3 separate regions of the Mus musculus genome follow, and regions 2 and 3 are each linked to region 1. The links are chromatin loops, found by intact Hi-C in ENCODE. Cell type or tissue: heart. All regions are shown on one strand.

What was found. Peaks named below come from ENCODE experiments on the same cell type or tissue, not always from the same donor. Only the 100,000 strongest peaks of a DNase experiment are listed, where the experiment ranks them.
Region 2: it touches region 1 in a loop (2.5-fold over the local background); 2 of 42 quality-filtered maps call a loop at or near these places.
Region 3: it touches region 1 in a loop (3-fold over the local background); 6 of 42 quality-filtered maps call a loop at or near these places.

Annotation. Positions count from the first base shown.
Region 1 is chr4:131,834,839-131,842,838 of GRCm38, reverse strand. Ptpru (protein tyrosine phosphatase, receptor type, U) reads left to right here and starts at 4,561. Exons shown (of 31, transcript NM_001083119.2): 1 at 4,561-4,755. The coding sequence starts at 4,683. In heart, a CTCF peak has its summit at 4,491 (motif pointing right); DNase peaks (open chromatin) are centred at 4,478, 5,568, 5,828 and 6,318; H3K4me3 peaks cover 2,609 bases; H3K27ac peaks cover 2,103 bases; H3K27me3 peaks cover 6,683 bases.
Region 2 is chr4:131,360,623-131,368,622 of GRCm38, reverse strand. No RefSeq gene overlaps it. Among named protein-coding and RNA genes, the nearest start is that of Gm35634, 45 kb to the left of the region's middle. In heart, CTCF peaks have their summits at 2,395 and 3,816 (motif pointing right); no DNase peak of the experiment used is centred here; H3K27ac peaks cover 449 bases; H3K27me3 peaks cover 513 bases.
Region 3 is chr4:131,405,986-131,413,985 of GRCm38, reverse strand. It overlaps Gm35634 (a long non-coding RNA gene), which reads right to left and starts at 4,847. Exons shown (of 4, transcript XR_390798.2): 1 at 4,720-4,847. In heart, a CTCF peak has its summit at 3,988; no DNase peak of the experiment used is centred here; H3K27me3 peaks cover 2,918 bases.

The DNA.
Region 1 (8,000 bases):
CCTATTTCTCATTGATGCCATGAAAATGATATACCTCATTTCAGACGGTTGTGAGGAATGGATAAAACATTAGAAGAAGCCGGGTGGTGGTGGCGCACGCCTTTAATCCCAGCACTTGGGAGGCAGAGGCAGGCGGATTTCTGAGTTCGAGGCCAGCCTGGTCTACAAAGTGAGTTCCAGGACAGTCAGGGCTACACAGAGAAAATCTGTCTTGGGAAGAAAAATAAAAACAAAACATTAGAACAATGTTAAGGAAAAATAAAAACAAAACATTAGAACAATGTTAAGGTTGACAGGATAATACATTGTAAAACCATCAAGCTGTTCAGCTATGAGAGGGGTCCCATGAAGGAAGATGTCGTTTAAAATGCTCACAGCATACAAAGAGATTGGGTGGGAAATGAAAATTCTTTGTAAAAGGTATTAACCTGGAAAGACGCAGGTTCTTAGTTTTGGTGGAAAAGAAACATCAGCATAAATAACCCGTCCGTGGAACATTTGTGTACATGCAAGTGTGCACTGTTGCAGGCTGAAGAAAGGGAGCAAGGAAGTGCTGCAGGAGGCAGTCCTTCCATTCCCAAACTGCGTGCATGGAAATCAGATGAGGTTCCATTTTAGGACTCCTGATTTAGAAACATGGAGAGAGGTACACGATCCAAAGGTATACATTCTTAGACGTTCCCCAGAGTCCGGTGATGTGGTAGCCCAGGAAATAAGTATCAGAGAGCGTTTGAAAGACAAAGATGATTGACCCAAAGCTTGCCGTGGGAAACAAATTTTTCTCTGAGGAGGAGAGCCCACCAAAGCATAGAGATTAAGGTTTTGGGAACTGGACTCAGGCAAATCTAGATTTGCATCCTGGTTCTGCCATTTCCTGGATGTTTGGTTTTGAATTCGTCACTTGGCTTCTCTGTGCCTCTGTTTCCCTCATGGTTAAAATGAAGGGAACTGAGCTAGGGAGGTAGCTCAGTGGTAGAGCACACTCAGTGGTAGCACGTGTGAGGTCCTGGGTTTGATCTCTAACAAGGCAAAGACAAAAAAAGCTCAACAATAATCAAGAGACTAATAGTCCCAAGGTTGTCTTGAAGACCGAGGGAGCGAGTACCACTTGAACCACTTAGCACACTGTTTGACATATGGAACGTTCTAAAACGATTCCAGGAATATGGTGTGAGGATGAAATGAGAGCTATCACTTTGTAAAACACTGGGGTTTGACTCAATAACTGCATTTATTAGAGAAATCTGATACCTACCAGTAGGGGAAAAGTCTGTTCTCACAATAGGTGTGCACTCACGTGAACACCTATTTCCACAGTGACAGGGAGGCATACTTGTGCCAGAAAGTTCACAAGGTCCCTCTGCTGCATCCTCTAGGTGACACTGGGATGTTCCTCTTTATCCCCTCACCCCCACCGCCCACTGGCTCCTCCTCCTCCCCAGGCAGCCAACTAGGAAAGTCTGGAGAATCAGGCTGGAAAGTTTTCCTCCTTAAGGCTGGATTTCATCTCCCTCCACACCCTTTCACCTTTCCCTTTGGTCTAGGCCATCTGGCAGTCACACAGTTTGAGAACAACCGGTGAAGGGGTTTAAGCCTATTGGCCTTAGCTTTGCATTCAAGACCATATGCACTTTGATGCCTACCCTCTTTCTGGCTTTATCTTTTGCACTGTACATAGCCAGCGACCCAACTACACCCAACTCCGCCCTCACCAGCTCTTCCTTGTCTTACGCTTTTATTCAGGTTTCGATCGACTGAAATGAATTTTCCTGTCTAACCTTCCAGGGGAATTCCAGGTTCACATATTGTTCTATTGAGCAAACCCCAATGCCTTTGTAATTTCTCTGGGCTAATGTTATGGCCTTTAGGATACTATCTTGTAGTTATTTATATGTCCACTTCCCCCTCCAGGCAAAATTTCATCTCCGGGATGCCAGCACTCAATATGGGGCCTAACACAGGATAGGCATCATAAATATTCCATGAGTTGCAGGTAATTGAATTTCTTCCTGACCTGGCACTGACTGTGGTACCCTATCCTTCTCCCTAGATTTGGGGCAGCCACTCCAAGCCAGGGCTTTTCTCTATCTTGCAAGGATTGTTGAAGTTTGTGGCCCTTTTTAAAGCAAAGGGGAACAATGTTCTCTTCCTCTGTTTACCTGTTGCTAACACTGGCACACCACATTCACCGTAGTCTCTGAGGCTGTCCTCTGACCAAGGAGCAAGAGAACGTGGAACCGATCAGATTTGAGTTCAAATCCTGACACCTTTATGGACTGACTGAGTGACCTTGCGCAAATACATCATGCTCTCTGATTCTCAGTGTCCATACCTCAAAACTTGAGATTAATAAAAAGAGCAAACAACAACAACAAAAACCAAACAAAAACCAAAACCCCAAAACTTCAGTTCTCCCCCCCTCCAACGCACAGCCGGCTCCGGGTTGCCAGATCTCTCTCTGTTTCAGCATGTCTTTCTGTCTTGCCCATCACTTTTCCTTCCTCTACCTCTGTCTCATGGTGACTCTCAGTTTAATGCTCGGGTCCTCGAGAGCTGTGTCTTTGCTTCCTTGAGCAGCAGTTTGAGGACCCAAGGAGACCAGGGATGCTCAGTTCTTCCTTTTCTAGCCTCAGGGTAGCTTCTCAGTGTGAGCCAACTGAGGGAAGAGACAAGAAATAGGGAGGCCTTACAGACGCCAAGACCTGTACTTAAATGAGTTCCTTCAACATCTCTGCCCATTAGTTGTTGGGGGGAATGAAAGTAATAAACCAAAACTCAAGACTCTCCAGCGGCTGATCATTTTCTTAGTGTTTATTGACTCAAAATGTCTTCCGTATTCGGCTTTCTGTGTGGTCTGCAGGCCCTGGCAACTTTTCCAGTTGCACCTGCCGTTCCTCTTCACCCTTCCATTCGGGCTCCCTCTTAGACCAAGGCTCGCGCTTCGGGCTGGCTGCAGCGTTCCTTCCCATTGGTCTGGCTGGCTGCAGCGTTCCTTCCCATTGGTCTGGCTGGCTGCAGCATTCCTTCCCATTGGTGTGCTTGAGGCTGGCTCCTCACACGTCAGGTCTAAGATCACGTGGCATGGGGTCACATCCTTGGCAAAGGCGTCTGTCTTGGACTGTCTTTTCTGAAGCGTGACCCGACCCCCCCCCCCCATCTTTTAGTGTTCCTTGTTGCAAGAGCTTCATTTCCTTGAGGGCGCATGCCTCAGACTGAAGTTCCATATGTATTTATTTATCTGCGGCATGAAGTCTTCGTGAGAGCAAGGGCCCTCTCTGTAAGTACTCATCTATCAGTTACCCGCTCATTCATTACTCATCGAGTATGCGGGATACCAGGCCCCGGGGGAAAAAGCTTCCCTAGGGGGACACACATTCTAAACATGGGGGATATATACCAAGTCCATCACATAGCAGGCAGTCTGTTTAGAAGTGCAGCGATCCACTTTCCCTACTGTAGGTTCCAACCCCCCCCCCCACCCTCTCCTGCATCTTCCTCCTGAATGTAAGCTTCATGAGGGTGGGGATTTTAAAAAATATTTAAATTATATTTAAAATATAATTTTATATTTTATAAATATACACGGCCAGAAGTGCTGGTCTGATGCGCAGTTACAGGTGGTTGGACAAGGGTGCTGGGGATCCATCCTGAGCCCTTTGCAAGAGCCGCGTGCACGCACCTAACCACTGAGCCGTCTCTCTAGCTCCCGGAGATCAAGCCTTTGTTTTTTAATCTCCTCGGTAGTCTACAGTCATCACTGAACCAACAAGCCCATATCTATTCAGTATTTGAGAAGCAAATGGGTTTCCAGATGTGAGTCGGTTTTTGTTCGTTTGTTTACACATTTCGAACCAGACAACCTTGATTCAGATCTTGGTGTCGCCTCATACTGACACATAATCTTGAAAAAGTCACGCTCTATGATCTCAACTTTCTCAACTGTGTAATGGCATTAGAATGGTGTGTGTCCCCTAGGGCAATAGTGAAGATGAACAGAGTCCCAGAGAGAGGCACACATGGCACCTGGTCTTAAGTAGCCACTGACAACTATGCTGGTGGTTGTGCAAAAACTTGGACGGGGCAGAGTTCCAAATCTACTTACTCCGAGTAGCCGGAGGCTACTGTAGAGGCACGAGCGTCAGTAAGAGAGAAGTGAATTTCATATTACTGAAAGTAAACGGCAACATTCCAAAGGCCCAACAACGTTTCAGGTAGATGAAGAGTGCTCTGTCATTGGAGGGAGCTGGGAGTTTATGTTCAGAGTAGTCAAGGTAGGAAAAACTTAAGCAACTGAGGGAACAGAGGAGCCAAGGGTTCCTGGGTTACAGTCTCAGCCGTGGGCAACGGATGCGTTGAGAGTGCCGACCTGAACACCGGCACCGGCCGATGGATCTTGTCGACGGGGTGCGAGAGTGGGGGATGGGCACGCCAAGGCCGGCGGGCCCAGGGAACCGGGCCGCAGCGCGCGACACCACCAGCAGGGGACGCCTCGAGACCGCGGAACTCGCGCCCGGGGGCCTGACGTCAGCGCCCCGCTCGTTCGGGCTCCCGCTCTGGACTCGGCGCCAGTCCCGCTCCGCGCGGCACTGCTCCACTACGGCTCCCGCTCGCCTTGGGCTCCCGGTCGGGCTCCGGAGGCGTCGCCTCCCCAGCTGCGGGTCTCCAGGACCTAGGCGGCGGCCATGGCCCGGGCTCAGGCTCTGGTCCTGGCGCTCACCTTCCAGTTCTGCGCGCCTGAGACCGAGACTCCCGCAGGTAAGCGCGCGCGGTCCCTCCAAGCTTATCCCGCGAGTGCCCGGGGGGCCGGGGATGGCTTGTCGCTGGTGTCGGAGTGCTCCAAGCTTCTGTGGCCGCTGTGTCTGTAGTTTGTGTGCAAACTGAGGTTGAGTGTGTACCGCGGATGCGAGTGTGCTGGTGTGAGTGTCGCCTGCGTGGAGCACCGGGTGTGCGCTGGCTCATGTTTGTCCACGCTGCCAAGTGGGTTGTGTATCTGAGTTTCAGTGGCTTGGCTAGAGTTGCGTCTGATCCTGTGTTGCATTTGTTGGCTTTTTTTTTTGTATTCCCTAGGCGGGAGTACTGTTTGTTGCTGGTGCGTTTGAAAACCCGCGTGTTTGTTTATGCCTGTGCTGTGAGGACTCGGTGGATTGTGCCCAAGTGTGGGCCCGAGTGTGTGTGGTGTGTGTGTGTGTGTGTGTGTGTGCAGTCGTGGGAACCGGGTCGGAACCTGTGTGAGCTCTGTGCCCACGAGTGACCCTGTGGGAGTATTTGGGGTGTACGATGCTGTGTGGGTCCGTGTGAATGTCAGGGATGCGGGGAATACGTATGGGGGAGCGTGTCTGGAGTGGATGTGAGTGTGTCGGTGAGCGATGGTTTCGTGGCTAGGGACGCTGCGAGCTTGGGGTGCTCCTAGGCCGTGGTCGAGTGTGGCCGGGACCCGAGGGTGTGTGTGCATGTGTGTGTGCATATGTGAGTGTATGTGTGATCGCGCGCGCGCGTGTGCGTGGCGCACCCGGCCGGAACAAGTTGTCGCGGCGGCGTCCCCCGGAGGCTGGGGCGGCCCTGCGGCTGGCGAGGGAAGGAACGGGGAGAGACGTGGCTGTAGCCGCCGACTCCGACATTTCGGGCGGTTTGTTGTTTCGCAAGTTCCGAGCGGCGCTGGCTGGCGGCTGATCCGAGGAGGCGCCAGGGCCGCGGGGCGCCCGGGATGGGGAGGGCCGTGGGGCGCACCCGGTTGCGGGCGGGGCTGCGGCGTCGGGGCCCCCGCAGGGCCTGGCTGGAGGCCTCGGGACAGCGTCCCCATCGTAGCTCGTCAGAGGCGTTGGGGACGCCGCGGTCCCCGGGGACGCTGCCTGCGTCTGCTTTGCAACTTTGTGCGGCCTCCCGGCCAGTCGGGCACGCGCGTGCGGACGTGTGTGTGTTGTGTGTGTGTGCGTGTGTGCGTGTGTGCGTGTGTGTGTGTGTGTGAATGTGTGCATGGGCCTCCCCCTCGGCCTGCGGTGAGATCCCGTGCTTGAGTGTGCTTTGGAGCCTGGTGTCCTATGGAGGGTGTGTGCGTGTGCGTGCGTGCGTGTGTGTGTGTGTGTGTGTGTGCATTCCCATGTCTGAGTGTGTGTCCAGTGACTGTCTGTGCGACCGCGAGCGCATCGCATCGTGTGCTCTGTGAATGGAGTGTCAGTGTGCTTCTGTGTGTGCGCGCGCGTGGTCCACCGTCCTTTCCTGAGGCCTGGACCTCAGGCCTCGGCCCCTCTGGCGGGCGTGTGCCGGTCCTCTTCCAGGGTTTCCTCCTCCCCTGGCTCCCGCCACCGGCGTGAGGTAGCTGGGAGTCGCCCCGGGTGGAAGCAGAGCCGAGACACGCGCTGCCGCCTTGGGCCCAGGGAGAGACTCCAGGTCGCCTGCCTGCCCCAGACAACTGGCCTCCGGGGATCTCGTTCACCGCCCCGCCCCCGCTGGGGCGTCTCGGGAGCTGTCCTGGTCTTGCCCTGCAGCTTTGGGGTTGTACTGCTCAGCTTCAGTTTTGACCTCCTGGTATCAGAGAGGGTGATCCAGGCAACCTGCCTCTTAGACCTTTCTCAGGGCCGCGGGGCGCCCGGGATCTTTAAGATAGAACCCTTTTCATTCCCTCACTCGATCACCTTGATTTGAGAATACACACGATCATCAATTGCCCTGGTAGTAGACTGTCAGGATCAAGGTTTGAGAGTGAGAACTGCTGCAGGTTGTTCTCATTCTTGAGCCTCAGTTTCTCCGTGTGCTTCATGGTCTTAATAATGACCGCGTGTGATACTTGGTAGAATGTTAAGTCCCCTACTGAGAAGCTGAGGAGAAGATGGGTTGGGGGTGTGTGTGTGGCAAAACCCTAGGGGCTAATTTGAAGTGTGTGTGGGGGGGGGGGAGGGGGCAACACGGGCTCAAATTCTGTCTCGGCTACTTGTTGTGTGTGACCTTGGGTAAGTCACATTACTTCTCAAGTTCCTGTCACCTTTGAAACTTTTAGTATTAGAGAAGCTCTAGGCAGATGGGAGGTGGCAGCCCTCTGTCCTCAGTCTAGGGAGTGGATCCAGTCCCCTGCCTACTTCCTTAGTCACCCAGTGGGGGTCTGTGTGGGGTGACTCCCAGACGTGCACACCTGGCAGCAATTATCCCACTGTGCTCTGGATCGGTCTGTCCTTTTGGTCGCTGGAGTTATTGGGCAGCAGGAATGAGGGAGAGGTGCCCTGTGGTTTCAGGTTAGGCAACAAGGGCTTGTCAAGGCAGCCTTCTCTCTGGGGCTGAAAAGGGGGGCTAGACAGGAAGCCAGGAGGGGAGCCTGGATCCTATGCTGCCTCCTGCTTATGTCTGGTGGCATCGGTGGTCCAGAGCTGTGTACCCTGTTTGCTGGAGGCATGCTGCTATCCTTCAGGCTGGCCCCAGCTGGGCTTGTGGCACCCAGCTAGGTCAGCCAGAGCAGGACAGGAGGGGCTTTGTGCCTTCCCGTTGTGTCTTGAAGTATCCTATGCTTCCTCTATCTCTCCTTTTCTCCCTCCCCAGTGGTCCACCTGCAGGAAGGCAGCAGCCTCTTCCTTCCACTGTGTCAGAGTTCTTCCTAAAACGCACGTTTTAAACCCCTCTTCAAATCCTCATCAAAGCTCCTTGTTACTTTCAGAGTTAAAAGTCTTTCCTTCTCAGCTCCGTCAGAAGTCTAGCCCCTGCCTGGCCCACCTCATCTTCTGGGATCCTACGCTCTGGCTAGCTTTATCTACCAGTGGTCCCTAAGTATCCACAACCCACGATCTCTTCTCTGCACCTTGTACAAACTGTTTTCTTTCTCTCCAGGACTCTGTGATTCCACAATTTCCTATGTGAGCCTCCAGTTTGTCTCTCAGCTTAGAAATCACTTCTTCCTTGAAGCCTTCCTTGGTTTTTCTCTGTTTGAGTTCAAGAGAGGGAAGGGAGGAGCTGATTAGGTTTTTATATAATCTTATAATTATAGTCTCTTGGTCCTGCCACCCTTATGAGATCAG
Region 2 (8,000 bases), 470 kb after region 1:
AGTTTTCTTATAAACTAAATATAAGTCGTAGTATAAGCAAGCTGCACTATGCAGAGGTCAAAGGGCAACATCTGGTTTCAGTCCCCACATTTCACCCTGTCTGAGAGTGGTCTCTGCTGTCCTATTGAGAACACCAGGCAAGCCGGCCTGGGAGGTTCTGGGAGTCTCTGTATCTGCCTAGAAATGCTGGGGTTACAAATATGTGCTCTGGGGATTCGAACTCAGGTCTTCGTGCTCTTAAATCAAATAACTTACTCACTGGGCCATCTATCCAGCATATGTTAATCTCTTTTAAATTACACATTTTTATTTTGTGTGTGCATAGTCATGTGGGCACATACATGCCACAGTGCACATGTGGATAACACACAAGAGTTGATTCTGTCTCTACCATGTGGGTCCCCAGATACTGAACTCATGTCATGAAGCTTGGTTCCAAGTGCCTTCAGCCCATGAGCTATCTCACCACCTATCATATGTCAACCAGTCTTGGTGTCTCTCTCTCCAAGTCCTCTTCTGCCACACAGGAGGTAGAAAGGGGCAGAGCCCCGAGTTGTTGGCTGAGAGCCTTGGTTACCAATACCAACCACTGTCAGCTTCACCTGGCTAAGGCTCAGCCTGTGTCCCACTGCACCCTTCCACAGTTGGGTCTGATGTTCAGATCAGTCAGCATGGCTCTTGATGATCTCAAGAGCTTTTCTCCCCTGTGAACAGGAAAAGGAAGTTGGTTTGGGGTCGCACATCTTTAATCTCAATGCCCAGGAGGCAAAGGCAGTCAGATCACTCTGAGTTCGAGGCCAGCCTGGTCTGCATATGGCTTCGTGCCAGTGAGAAGGAGCAATGAGAACCTCAGTGGGTGGAGGATCGTCTCCCCGGTGGCTTCAGACCTGTCTCGAGTGCATGTTCTTCTTCTCCACAGAAAGCCCGTGAACTTGGGAACTATGTCCCGCTTTCCTGAGGCAGTGACCAAACTAGGGTATTGAGCTCACATCTCTCGGATCCTGAACTGTGACAGGTGCATCTCGGAGCTCCCAGGGACCAGTCTTCCAGGGTCCTGTTTGCCTCTGCTTTCCACCAAGCTAGTGAGGAGAGCCTGCAGGCTGGCCTCACAGCTTCTCTTACCCTCTGGGTCTTATTGATAGGTCTTGAAGGATACAAAGAAAGAGAGCTAAAGGGCACACCTCTGGACTCTCCTTGATGTGACAGCTCTCTAAAGGCCAGCCCTGTCTCACTGGGGGACTGAGACACTATCACAGCCCTTCACCATTACCTGAGAAGCCCAATTGCCTTGACTGCTTCACTGGCTTGGGGTCTGCTAATAAACAACGTCCCCCAGGCGGGAGAGTGGCTGCCTCACAGCCATTCCAAACAAGGAGAAAACTGACTTTGAAGAAGCAATGGAAGGGGAAGAAAGGCTAGGGTTTACTTGTGGCTGATCCCCAGGACACCTTGTGAGTCTCCAGCACAAGCCATGGGGAGTCAGAGTCAGGGGGCGCCAGGCACAGATGGTGATGAAAGCTAGTGTGGAGGCAGGACCTGTCCCTTCGGAGGACCTGGCCTGATTCTGTGTGGTCCCAAAGGCTGGCTGTCCCCCCTCACTCCCCCTACATACACTAGCTCTGCTCTGTTACCTGCAAGGACCTCATGAAACCACCAGCCTATTTGTGTAACTGGAGTTCAAACAAGTCTATTAACCACTACCCAATTAAAGTCAACAGCCAGTGCTGAGTTTGCTGGCTCAAGCCTTTTGGAGCCCCAGGGACTTTCAGATGTTACAGGCTGTGACTTCAAAGGCCAAGGCTTGTTCTCTGCTGAAGGCTTCTGATGGGTTCCCTAGTGTCAGGACAGAGTACTCTCGCTCTCTCTCCTTTGTGTGTTATTTGATCACATGGAGACCTCAGGGCACTTCTGGCCCCTGGCCTTAGCTGAGCACTGAGCCTCACTACAGGTGTCATATAAATTACCTCACCACATTGACGCAGCCTCACCTGTATCTTCTGTGTGTGAAAGCTCCCCGCTCCCCGCTCCCCACTCCCCCTCAGCCAGCCATACTGTCAGCTCTATTCCAAGGCTGGCTCAGGTGTCACCAACCCCTCAAAGTCTTACCTGATCCCTCTGGGAGGAAGTGTCTTGTGTTGAGGCCACTCTTGAGGCCCAGGCCCAGATGTGACTGAGCCCTGTCATTGGTTCGATGCTGGCAGTCAGTCAAGCTGTCAGAAGATGGTGGGCTGTGACTGACACTGTCTCTTGCCCATTCTGGAAGCCCATTCTGGAAGCTGGGGTTTCTAGAGAAGGCTGCAGCAGAGGCTGTTCAAAAGCCTCTGTCCTTGGACTGTTGCAGTTGTCTGTTTGCTGGGTCTTTGCAAGGCCTCTCCTGGGTGTGGTATGTGTGGGTGGGAAGGTAGGGGGCGCTGTCACCTTACAAGGCCATCCACCCTATAGGATTGGGGCTCCACCTAGGGAATTTCACTTAACACTGTTACTCCTAAGGGCTGTCTCCAAACACAACCACATCAGGAATTGAGCCGCTGTGTGTAAATTTGGGAAATCTAGAACCCTTCCAGGATCCCAGGTAAGTCTCTGTTCTGAGGTAAGCAGGGGGTTAGCACATAGGGATGGACTCACAGCCGAGCTGAGGAGAAGATGAGAGAGGAAACATCCAAACAAAGGAACTGGCCAGCCGGCATGAGGGAGAATATTTTTCATTTCTAGAAACATAAAAGATGCACAAACTTCTCAAAATAATAACGTGCACTCTCCTGAGGGACTAAATCAGCCCGGTGGTAGGCTTCAAGAATGCTTTGATCAGGGAGCGAGGTGTGTATCTCTGCAGTCTTCTGTGTGATGTCTGTCTCATATGTAGATTTTAGCTTCAGGATGGCTTCCTGGGTGGCTGACTGCCGGACTGCTTCAGGATTCAGACCCATGCTTAGCAACAACTCTGAGAGACAGACCTACACATCCCAGAATTCTCTGCAAAAGCCTACAACTAAACTAACTCAACTGTCCTGAGCCAGCGTGACTTCAGACTGGCTTAATGCAGCCGTGTATACCTCATTGTTCAAGATGGGTGGTTTGTTTTCTGTGGGGCTGAGGGGAAGGGAGTAGTAGACATTGGAGTATTTCAGGGTTCTTTTTTCTCTTACCTTCCTCCCACAAACAGCACACAGTACTGCTAAGCCAGGCCTCCATCGGGAACTCAGGGTTGAAGTCCTAGATGCAATTAGGGTAAAATAGGACTTGGAGCCACTGACTAGCCTGGATAACTCTGGAGATTATCTTGAAAGCATGAGGGTCCTCAAGGGGGATTCAGGGCTGTCAACAACTAACTAGTGATCATGGGCTGTATGACAAAGGCCTTCAAACGTTTATGGCTTAAAAAGCTATGTTCTCCCAGGCCTCTTCCTGGCAGGGCTGAGGCACTGGCTGGTTGGCGCCTGCATCCCATGACCTGGCTCAAGGCTCAGTCACTGGCCAGGCTGCAGTCACATCCAGGATGGCTGAGGAGTGGCTGCCTCTGCTCATTCACATGACTCCTGGTGGCCTCAGCAGGCTTGCTTTGACTTCACTCATGTGACCCTCACGACTGTCTTCAAGGAAGCAAACAAAGGAGTGAGATCTAGCACTGCTGATGACAACCCAGCTCTCTGCTGCCTCCTATCAGCTCGTCCTGTGTGACAGAAGGGGACAGTCTGCAGGGACCAGAGAAGGACAGGAACCAATGGTAGGAGCAGGAGGAGGTGAGAATCTTGGGGGATGTCCACGGGTCTCTTAGGCACTTCCTCTCAGCGCCATCTGACCTTTCAGATGTGACCACAAGTGGGCGCTCTCCAGAGTAGGATTAACACTAGTCCCTGCAGAGAGAGACATCTGTGAACCAGAAAAGACCTGTTATGGGGGCAAGGGCAATTCTTCATCCTTTTTGATCCCAAGTAGCAACAGGACATTTCTATATCCACTCTAGCTTGTTTTAGCTCCCAAATAAATGCCACAGAGACCTAATATATTTATTAACAAGGTGCAGGGACTAGGCTGGACAGACACTCATCTATTCTAACTCCCTATGGCTGCCTACTTCCCTGCCACATGGTCCTTCACCTGCAAAGTGGAGTCTTGCCCTGGTTAGCTCTGTTCCATGTCCTCATGGAGGCTCTCCTGACAACCTGCCTACAGCTGCGAATCCTCCTCCTCCTCCTCTTCCTCCTCTTCTTCCTCCTCTTCCTCCTCTTCTTCTCCCGTTCTATTCTCTTGCTTTTTTTTTTTTTTTTTTTTTTGCTTGGGCCTCCCTGTCTAGGAGGATCAGAAGCTCTACCCTATTCTCTTCTGCCCAGCTATAGGCTGAATCAGCTCTTTATCAGAGGTGATGGAAAAGAATCTTTACACATCACTGAGACGGGGGATGCTCCAAATACCACAACAATGCTAATGTGTGTCTGGACTACAACCAAATCTCCAGACACAGCAATCAGCATCTGAATACACAGTGCACAAAACCATCCCCAACAAGACCTGGCCCACACCTAATCTCCCAGTGCCTAGATCTTGGCCTTCACACCTTAGGAACTCATGAGAAATGACTGGTCCACGGTCTCATTGCCCTGAGGTACTCTCCTTGGAATGCCCCCATACAACCTCACCCTACTGAGACTTTGGAGCCCAAGAATGGAGATAATTCACAGCTTACAGAATTGGCCAAACACGCTGGTAAGCACAGCAGGCTGCGGGGACAAGCTGGCAGCAAACCTCCAGTTTCCAAAGGATGCCGTATCCTGGGATGAGTAGTGAGGGCTTCCTGAGCTTCTCATTGCTCCCTGGTAGATGGGAGAGAACAGACTCCCACTGGTTCACTTCCTCCCTCTAGTGCAGGCCTCAGGTAGACAGCTACCAGGGAGACAGGTGTTCAGCGAGTGTATTTCTTGAGTACATGCCTTCTTCTTGCTGGTCCATTCCCATCCTGCACAGGGGTCTGTGTATCCATCCTTACTTGGACTCAGACACCCAGAACCCATTCTGCAGCAGGATTCCTCTCCTTAGGAGGTAAGGGAGATGCTAGAACACTGCCACTCATCCAGGCCCAAGCTTGAATATGTGCCTGAGGGTGTGAGTGTGCAGAAGTGCATGTGAGTCCAGCTGACAGGTCATGGTACTCTGTGTATCCTCCAGCTGATGGTGTGGCCACTTCCCGAAGTCCTTGCTAAAGAATTTTCAGAGAGGAGGGGTCCTCAGCTCCTATTCCTGCCCCACTCTGCCCTTCCCTTTGAACACCAGCAGCTTGGCACCTGGCTCAGCTCCTCCCCAGCCAATCTCCCTGTCACTACTAAGTAGGTTACTCAGGATCCTGCACAGGCTCCTCTCCTGTGGCCTTGGGCCCCTGGAGATGGCCACACCCCTGCTTTAAGGCTCTCAGACCCAGCAGCATCACCAGGCTTTGCTCCTGACAGGCCTCACACAGCAGCTGCAGGCAGAGAACTCCCTTGGTCCTTTTATCTTGCAGCTTGTTTGACTTCTGGTTTCACTTGGATCTGACAAGCTGTGATTGGCGGATACATCCCTTACAGCCTCCACACTGATTTTCTGCCTCTTGATTTCTGTTTGTCCTTGTGATTGATTTATTGGAGGAACCGAGGGTTGCCCCAGAGTCCTCTAACTGATGCTGTTAGGTGCTGCTGAGGACTCCAGCCCTTTCAGACCCAGCAGTGCAGCTACGGATTGGCATGGTCCCAGGGTAGACTCTGAATAACTTCATCTGATTTGGACCGGGTCAGGCCATCAAATTGGCTTTAAATACAGTTTCAAAGGGGGAAAAGCAATATTCTTTTTCCGGGAGTGTGGCGGCCTGGGAATTGAAGGCTCAGACTGAGAGATGGTTTTTATCCGATGTGGAGGGCTGAGACAGTTCACACCCAGGCTGATGGAAGTTTGTGTGGGTTCCAGGAACTCTGCTAGGTTGCCTTCCACTACTGGCACAGCCCTGGCATAGACACAGGGTTCTAATCCTGGCACTGTCAACTTGGCCTTTGGCTTTCACCACCTTTGGGGTAGGAGTAAAGCCCTGGGCATGGCTGCAGGGACTCCCTCACAACCAGGAGGGCAGGAACAGCAATTCACAGTGGGACCCTCAGGCCAACCCACACTGTAACTTGTAAGGCAGAAGAGTAGGTCTTCTCCTTAGCCCAGCCTTAGCTTTGTCCTCACTAACAGAGCTCTCTAATCACAGGGCATTTTGTCTAGGCTCCTCCTCACAGTTACCTGGCAACAGCCAGGTGTGCCTGATTTACTAAAAAGGGGCTGCTTGCCCCCTCCTCACTCTCTTGCTTTTGCTCCTGCTCCAATGCCCTCTTTCCCCCCCTCCATATTCCTCCCTCTTTTCAAGTGCTCATGGCCTCTCCTCCTCTTCCTCCTCCCCTCCCCTCTCTGCCTTCCTCTCAACTCCCCTTCCCATGCCCTGAATAAACTCTATTCTATACTACACCGTCCGTCTGTGTGGCTGGTCCCTCAGGGGCAATTGATGCATCCACGTGGGCCCACAGAGGCCCACATCTTCCCCTTCCCCCACACCTTACCACACCTCCACCAAACATATCTCTGGCCTCTCTTTCTTTTTACAAAGCACAACATCTGCATGCTGTAGACCTTCTATCCATACCAAGCTAGCCCCACAGCTGTTACTTGGTCCCCTTGGGCCCTGAGGTGCTCCCCCTGGGGTGCTCATATGAATGTGTGGACAGATTTTGGAGGAGGAACATGGGCTTGGAGGTCTGCAGAGGCCTTGAAAAAAAGCTAAGTATTGGTGTTGGGGATCAAGACCTGGGCAAACAGGGGCTAGAGCAGGAGAGAGTACAGGTTCTGGGGAACCTCACACCAGGGATACACACATTAGGTGACTACAGGGATCCCACTGAGGGCTCAGAGCAGGGACCTTGCGGGAAGGAAAAGCTAAAGGCATGGCTACCATAGATATTCTGCCTCCCTTCCTCCAGTTGTCCCCAGGTGACCAGTGCCTTCCTCCCTTCCCCTGCCTCACCTATCTCTACTCAGTGGTGCACACAGCTGATGAGATTTATAGAAACCTCTAAAACAAGCTTTTGCTGTGTATCCATCCTTCATCGTCTTTGCACACCACTCCCTGAGCATTTTACAGCAAGGAGAGAGAAAAAGAAAGAAAGAAAGGGAAAAAAATAGCCTTCCTGGCGTTTATTGAGACAAATAGAGGGAGTCTGCCAGGGTGAATTGTAAAAGATGCATCTTCGCCTTGCCAATGAGTCCATGTAGATGCAAAGATGAGTCTCCTCCATCTTCTGGAGCTAGGCAGTTTAACAGTCGGCCATTCGGGATGCAGGGCCATCTCCTCACATCCCACAGGCAGTGGGTCCCCAGAACTGACCTCAGAACCCTTTCACACCCCATGACCCATATAGACGATACACACAGGACCAGGGAGCCCTTGTGGTTGCTCTTCCTGTGAGTGAGGGTGGGAGAGTGACCCACTCCAAGCATTGGCATTGAGTCTGCGCTGCAATTTTATTGATGGACAATAGCTCCTCTGAGTGAAGCTCCAAGCCTCGGGAGCCTGGGACCCTGCACTCTTGTTTCTGCAAGAAGGAGATATTCTTTTGGTTGGCTAGTCAGGTTAGGCTCCTCTGGAGTCAGGGACCTGCACTATAGTTAGGTGGCCTGGCTCTGTCTGATCCACGTGTTCTAGCCTGGTGTTATTGACATAGGATCTTGTGGCTCTCACAAGAGTCAGAGAGCTGACGAGATGGCTCAGGTAGTGAAGCATTTGCTACAAGGACATGAGTCCAACCCAAATCGCCCATATAAACCCTGTGCTGGGGAGGCAAAGAGAGGTGAGGACAGGCCCGCCAGCCTAGACTAACTATCAAGTCCCCGGTCCCAGTGAGAGATTGTCTCCAAAAGAACTCCAAGGATTATAGCTTTCAATGAATGATATCCGAAGTTGACCTCTGGCCTCTATGCCCATCAGTCTGTACTTACCCAGT
Region 3 (8,000 bases), 430 kb after region 1:
GGGCATGAGGGATTCATACACACATATATGGCTGTCACAGGACACACACATATGGCTGTCACAGGATATATATATATCCATTGCTAATATATGTTATATCTTTGTCTGCCTCCAATGTCCCCTTTGCAGTGAGGCACCAAAATAGAACTATAGGTCACAGCAGCAGACCTAAGTCTAGGACTCTCCCCTGCCCTGTCCCACACACCTGCACCTCTGTGTCAAGTTGCTACCAGCTGCCCCAGTCTTGAAGTGTTTAAGTCCTGAGGATCCAGAAGCGTCTGTCCCACAAGCCTAGCCTTCTGCTTGGTGGTCTTTCCCTGGTCACTTGGAGCGGGACCTTCAGTGTGCCCCTAGCAGCTCTGATGGTTCTAGTTCCTCTTCGCCCTGCTCCACCCACTTGCCCCGGCCCCGCCCAGCTTGTTCCAGTTCTTTGGTGAGCACAGGCTTAGTGAAAAACAGGTTTGTCCCCAGAAACCACCACCAGTCCCCAGCAGTCACCACCGGTCCCCAGCTCACTTCTCTTTGTGACCATGTCCATAGCTCCAGTTGTTTCCAGAACCCAGTTGAAACTGAACTTTATGGCTGTCACAGGACATTATTGGGCTGTGACAGTGGGACTTAAGTAGGTTGTGTTTGGCCACAAATCTGGCTAATTCAGAGCTGACAAGGAGCTGAGGAGACCACAGCTGCCCTCCTCCACCCCCACACGACTCCACGCTGGGCCTGACAGGTCTCTCTCTACCCAGTGAGCAGCATTAGTCATAGTTACAGTGTGGTTGTTTCTGGGCTCCTGTGGGCAGGGTCACTGTTCCTCTCAAGTCACCAGGCTGAGCTCTGGGTCCCCCCATCTTCCACATACACTGCCCTACAGTGAGCCTCCAGGACAGCATCCGAATGGCCAACCCTGGGCCTGATTTGCAAGATGAGGCTACATTTTGATCACAGACCCTAATGCAAGAAATAGAAGGGTTCTCAGTCACATGGCCGGAGGAAGAGGGTTTCACTGATTAGAATGAAGCTTTGGATGTCCGAGGTTTCCAGCGCAGACCCTATTAATTCTTGCTGATAATTCTGGCAGCTTACTCAATTTCTTGGAGCATCATCAGTTTTCCTGTTTGTAAAGTGAAGGTTTTCACAATGACTACAGCAAGTTGTGCCAAGGATTTGATAACGTGAAGAAGCTGGAGGCATATTCCTGGACTTGATGGACACTTCTGAGGCTATGTGCAAACCCTGGCCCCTCTGTATCCCGGGTCCTCCTGTAGAACACTGAGACACCACATCCTCTGGGATGTCTGATGCAGTGAGCCGCAAGCTCATGGGGACAGGCAAACTGGCACTGTTCCTATGCTATTCCTCTGTTCCCGGTCTGCCTTCAAGCATCCTGCCTCCCAGCACAAGATCCAGGCACAGCAGCAGCCTGACACCAGGCTGAGCAAAAAGAGCAAGGACTTGGGAACACACTGCTTTGCAAACACATTTCTGAGCTGTGTGGACTTAAATGAGTATCTAACTCTCTCTGAACTTTGGCTTCTTTATTTGTAACACAGGGGGAGGGTGGACTGCCACAGTACCTGTTTTCTGGTTGAAGGAAGATATGTGAGGTGCTTAGTGAGAAGCCTGGCACTGGAGAAAGCCCACCCAGGGCCAGCATTTACTATTTCCACCTGAGGGGGACGCTGCATGGAGGGGTGTCTCTGAAGTCTCCCTTTCTACTACCACCTCACTTAAAGACCAAGAAACTGAGGCCAAAGACTCTAGCTAAATTACACATTTGGGAACAGACCCAGGATGGCTGTGCTAAATTATGCAGAGCAGACAATTAGAGAAGAAGCATTCTATAACAAAGAGCTAATGGGGCAGGACAGAGGCCGATTGTCCCAGGAGCCCAGGAGGAGGAGGGCCGGCAGTGGATAGTGCAGTCCATTGGGAGCATGGCTGGGCCAGCAAGTGCTGCTCGCTGTTAGTAACTCTGAGACTTCATTTTATGTGAGTGACATACTCTTGTTGTAAAACACTCAGAATATGCAGGCAGTGTGCAAATCATAGCCATCGCTCTCCTGTTGGAACACTTGGGAGGCAGGCAGTGCAGTCTGGAGGTGGTAGGGTACTGGGTGCCTGCAGGAGGAGGGGACAGGTCAGTTTGAATGGCTCCAGAGTAGCCCCAAGGTAGGGACTGTGTTGGGCAAACTGGCTTGGACAATAGGCAGGTAGGTGAGGGATAGGGCAGAAATGGCAGAACCTGACACACACAGCAAGGTGGCTGGTGGATTTGTAAGGCTTACATCATTAGGATAAGATGGGCAGAGGCAATGGCCTCTCTGTCTCTGGAAATAGGGTCACTTGCTGATCGCGTTGTGTATCTGTGAGATCAGCAGGGAAGGGTAGTTTCTCACAGACACAGAGAATCTCTCTGACAGAGGCAGTCCATCTTGGTGGGTGTGTCTGCAGTCTTCTATGGTGTCCAGACTGAAGGGGATACTCTACTTCATTGCATTGGCCTACAAAGAGCTCTGGTCACCCCTGAGATGAAGGCTGGGACTGTGTCTTGTGTGCCTGAAGGAGAATTGGATTCTAGTGACCTCAGCTACATCCTCTATACATTCAGATTTAGATTCTGGGCATCTTACCCCAAGCTCTACTCTGATCTGTCTTCTGATATGTTCTGGGAATTGCATAATGGCCCTCACTCTAACTAAATTCCTAGCTTTAAAGCGTGAATGGCTCCAGTTGTTTATCTTTCCTAAGTAACATTGCTATGGCTTTCATCCTTGAATCTTCTACAAGGAGATAGCAAAATTGCAGGAGCCTTTAAAATGAATACCAGCTATTTGGGGAGAGCATGGTTCTCTTTATGACTTCAACACAAACCCAGATCTGTTATCATCTCAGGCTCTCCAGGCTCCTGTTCTGACCCCACCAACCTCGTGCTTGGACTATTACAGTGTCTCCTCCTGGCTGGCTGCCCTTCCCCCTACCCTGACCTGGTTCTTTGCACTCAGCAGCCAGATTGACCCCGATGAGACCTAGGCAACAGGCATCTCTCGCTGCTCCTAGGTCCCAGTCGCTAACCTCACTCAAGCACAGTCTGCTAAAGCAGTCCTGCCCTGTGGTCTCCATCCCTTCTGTCTGTTGGTCCACCTCATAGTCCTCCCTCACACTCCTCCATTTCTCTCTCCCCTCTTGCTGGACATTGATCTGCAGATCCTGTCTAGGCATTGTCCAGCTTTTCCCTCCAGTGTAACCTCTTCCCGGCTCTGTCTCCTCCTCTGCCCCCTTCAGTTCTAACCCGGTGTCACCTGCCCTGAAGCCCGACCCTCCTTGGTCCTGGGATCCTTCTCGACTCCTCTTGCTGCTGCCTTTATCTCTGTGGGTCTTACCCCAAACTCTGTCCCTGAAGCTCCTCGTGGTGTTTCATGATGTTGCTGAGGCATGAGGGACATGGGACTGGCTATGCCTGTGTGCACCCAGGTCCTAGGCTTGTGTGTGTGTGTGTGTGTGTGTGTGTGTGTGTGTGCACTCTCAAGGGTGCTCTTCCCCTCACCACAGCAAGCTGACCTCATAGATAGACAGGCTTTGTTAGGTTCCAGAGTCAGGACCCCAATATCACCTAACCAGGATTTCATGCACGTGTGACACTATTCCAGAAGGTTCCAAAATAAGCACGAGGATGTCCCCGAAGTGTCTGATGACATCCCCATACCATGGTGGTGCTGAAGAGTATGGCTGGTTTGTGAGGGCACAGCGGGTCTCTGAGGGTCTCATGCTCTCTCCTGTATGCTCAGTTTGTGCAGACAGCACAGCCTGGCTAACTCCCCTCATCTCTAGTCTCTGCTCACCATCAGGTCCCACAGACATTGCCTCCTACAGAAACCTAGCCACCTGTCCCTCAGGCACACTGGCATGTATAGAAATGGCAAGGGCTGTCCAATCCTGTGCAGGGACCAGCCGCTGGAAGGGCTCTGTGCTGGGGAACAGCGCCCCTGCTGGTGAAAGCTCCAGACAGAGATGGACCTGTGGGGCTGCTGCACTCTGTAATCCCTGTTTCAGCCTTGCCCAGCTCCATCCTGTGCATCTGGCTAGCTGCTCCCATACCTGCCTTCACAATCCCAGCCTGAAGGACCACTCGGATTACTGTCCTCTGCCCAGGTTTCTTCAGTCACCAAGGCACCACCTCCAGCCGTTCCTCCATCCACCCTATTCCCCTGATCAGAAGCCTATGGCTTCTTTCCACTCCCTTCCCCTCCCCCAGATCCCACCAGCAACCCATTGTCAACATCCAAAATGTTCCTCAGACTGATTTCCCGCCCCCAAACATCAAACTAGTGTCTGCCATGCTCACCCCTTCTCCTCCTCCTTCTTCTTCTTCTTCTTCTTCTTCTTCTTCTTCTTCTTCTTCTTCTTCTTCTTCTTCTTCTTCTTCTTCTTCTTCTTCTTCTTCTTGAGACAAGGTTTCTCTGTATATCCCTGGCTGTCCTGGAACTCACTCTGTAGACCAGGCTGGCCTCAAACTCAGAAATCTGCCTGTCTCTGCCTCCCGAGTGCTGGGCTTAAAAGCACTTGCCACCACTGCCTGGCTCTCACCCCTTCTTATGCTGCTGCCTTATGGCCAGGTCCTGCTTCAGTGCCTTCATGACCACCAGGGGGTACCTTATAGCCACATCGGACACTTGATTGGCTTCCTATGGTACTTGAACTAAATCTAGATGTTCTCCTTACCTGGTCTTGAGGCTTGAACAGTCTAGTTTTGTGGCCCTCTGAGGCCCAGGCTGTGGGGCCAGGGAGGCGTGGGATTAGGACAGGGAGGAGCAGGCCTGGAGCAAGAGTTAGCTTGAGGTGTGCCCAGACCTTAGAGATCTTGTTTTGAGATCTGCAGGAGGAGGACTGTTCCCCTCCCTCCTCCCACCCTGGCAAACTTGGGCCTGTACCCTTGCCTCCCCAGAGAGGTAACATACCTGCTAGGCAGGTTAGTTTTCCTTGCCCCTTCCTTATAAGGCTATTTCCAGCAGCACCTGGAATTCCTCCTCATGTTAATGAGACATCTCCAGCACCCTGGCCCTGGCCAGTGATGTGCACTCACCCTGATAGCCCTCACCCCTGAAGGATTAAATAGCCTTTGTTGCTCTCAGTGAACTGGACCAGTTCTCCGAAGCTGTTCCTGGATGTGTGTTCCTTACCTGTACACTCACCACCCACCAAGATCCTGTCTGCACTGGCCCATTCCAGCTAAGCTTACCTTTGCCTAGTCCAGCCTGGTTCACAAGGGACCTGGCTACCTAGAGGGGAGAAGCAGACACTGTGTGGTTCCTCTGCTGTGTATGTCCTGATAAGCTGGTCATACTGAACTTTTACTGCAGTCAAGCGTCTGGGCCTTTGCATGTACTGTTCCCTTGGCTAGAGTGTTTTCCGGGTGTCTCCCTGGGCAGCCTTGAGAGGGTTAAGGGGCTTCAGGTCCATTTGACCTTCCTCACCCTCAGCCCAGAGCATGTCCCAACTGGTCCTGTCACGATGTATGGGGTTCTGTGGCAGCGATCGCTCTAAGGGCGAGTATTTCTTTTTTAACTGCAGCTCCTGGTGAGGCATCTTTAGTCCTGGGTTCTAGACTTAGTACCCACAAACACACAGAATGGGTGTCAGGTCCAGAAGAAACTCAGGACAGATGGCTAACTGCTGTGCCCACTAGCATACAGAAGTGTGTGTTAGCCTCTAGGCTTTCTCAGCAAGTGCCTGTTCCAGAGTCCTGTCCTGCCATCCCGATTCCTCTCAGCCCCCCTCACCCCACCCCCACCCTAAACTTCTCCAGCTCAAGGGGTTTCTTCCCCAGCTTCTCGTTCTGTATAACCTGCCACTTCGGCCATGCACCCTGTTTGTCCACTTGCACCCACACTCTCTGTTTTCTCTAGGTCGTTTGCTCCCTATCTCCTCTCTTTCTCTCTTGCCACCCCTCCCCCTCCCCCCTCCCCCCTGCCCTGTTGAGTCTTCTGGTCATGTTCAGTCCACAACCTTCTCTCCCCGCACCAAACTCTTTGAGATGCCTCTGGCCATTCTTTCTCTCATGTCTCCAATAAAAACCTTCCCCTCCCACACCCTAGGACAGCCACTTTATCATTTCATTCATTGTGGGGAGGGTCTCTACCTGTCTGGGGCCTGCTGAGACTAGAAGAGGAGAGGAAGAGGCCCCCGAGGGAAGGAGTGGAGTGCAGACCAGAGAGGGTAGCCTATTGGGACAGGGCTGGAGGACACACCCATCTTCAGGAACAGCCAAGAACAGTCAGCAGTGGGCCCCAGCAACCAGATCTCTCACAAAGGATGGAAGTCCCCCTGACTAGTTTCTGGTCCTCCCTCCTTCTCTTGGGACCAATTTGGCCCTGCAGAAAATTCTTCTAAGTATGGCTGGTTTTAGCACAAACACTCTGCGTTTTCTGTTGCTGGTCTCATTTTCCAGGGCAGGATTCTTGTGGGGCTGGGGCCACGGAGCTAGACAGGGAGGTAATAAGCCCTGGCTGTCCTTCCCCCACACATGCAGGAACCAGCTCGAAGGGCCCATTAGGAAGCGAATGGCCTGTGAGCTAAGTGGGAACCAAATGGCTGGCCCTGATAATTGTGCAGAGACAACCCCTCTTCCCCTTGCTGTCTCAGCGCCACCATTTCGCCGCACCCCCCCCCCCATCTTTTTGCATAATTGGGAGCCAGGGTTTTCAGCACAACCGGATTTCATGAAGACCTTCAGGGAGATGAGGCAGGGCAGACAGTGAACCTCCACCTACAAGGGGCAAGAAAGCCATTTCTCAACTGGCTACGGGGGAGTGGCAGCTAAGATTCTCAGGGCCAGTTACTGGAAGGAGGAGTGGCCTGGGCCAGCAGGGCCAGAGCTCACCCCAAACCCCAAACCCCACACCCCCACACCCACCATTCCTTCTCAGTCCTCACCAGTTTCAAGTCATGTCCTCAGTCCCATACTGTCAGCCGTGTTGTTTGTTCTAAGCTGACAGCTTGATATTAAGTCACATCTGCTCATAAATTATCTGCTTGCCCTCCCCCGTGCCTAGGAAATGTCTCCACAGTACTCCCATCTTCCAGGACTGTAGCAAAAGGCCTGACACAGGCTACTTAGGAAGGGAAAGAGTTGGTTCTCTTCTTCTGCTCTGGGTTCTGGGGTCAAACTCAGGTCATGAGGCTTGGTGCTGAGTGCTTTTATCCACCAAGTGATCTTGACACCCCAGAAAGAGCTTTATTTAGCTAGTTGGGAGGCTGGAAGATCAGCGTGGTGCATCTTCTGGTGAGGTCCGTGGCAGATGGTGGAGACTGGGGGAGGGAATATCACACCTGGGGGGGAGAGGAAGGGAGGGGCCAGGCTTACTTTATAGATCTACTCTGTCTTCACCTCTTTCAAGGGCAAGTCTCCAGTGACATTAGGGCTAACCACTAGGCTTCACATCTTAAAGAGCCAACTGCTTCTCAGTACTATCACCCCAAGGCTTTAATGTGTGTGCCTGGTAGATAGAGGTGGTGATAGGGGTTGAGGGGGTAGCAAACCACATCCAAATGACAACATCAAGACACAGCTGGAAAGCAAGCTAACGTTTTCTGAGCAACTATTAGTGATCTCGCAGACACACAGGACTTTCCCCCATCTCTCTCCCCAGTAAGGAATCTCCTATCTGATCAGGAGCCGGTCGGAATACTGTGACCTCTAGTACCATTGACCTGTATAATGACAGCCATCTTTACATGCAGAATCTGCCATGAGATCTTAACACTCTGAAAGTCTCTACTTCATATGTGTCAGCCTGATGTGCAGGGCAGAAGCTGGCCCTGGGGACAGATATGGACACACGAGGTTAAGGATGTGTCGAGGAAACTATCGAGTTAGTTGCTGAACCAGTATCTGAGCCCAGGTCTGTCCGGCTCATCACCTTCCCTGACCTCTGGCTCAAGGATACAGGATGTGAAGACAGAGGCCATCAGCTGCAGAAATGGAGAGGGCCCAGGCTGGACCA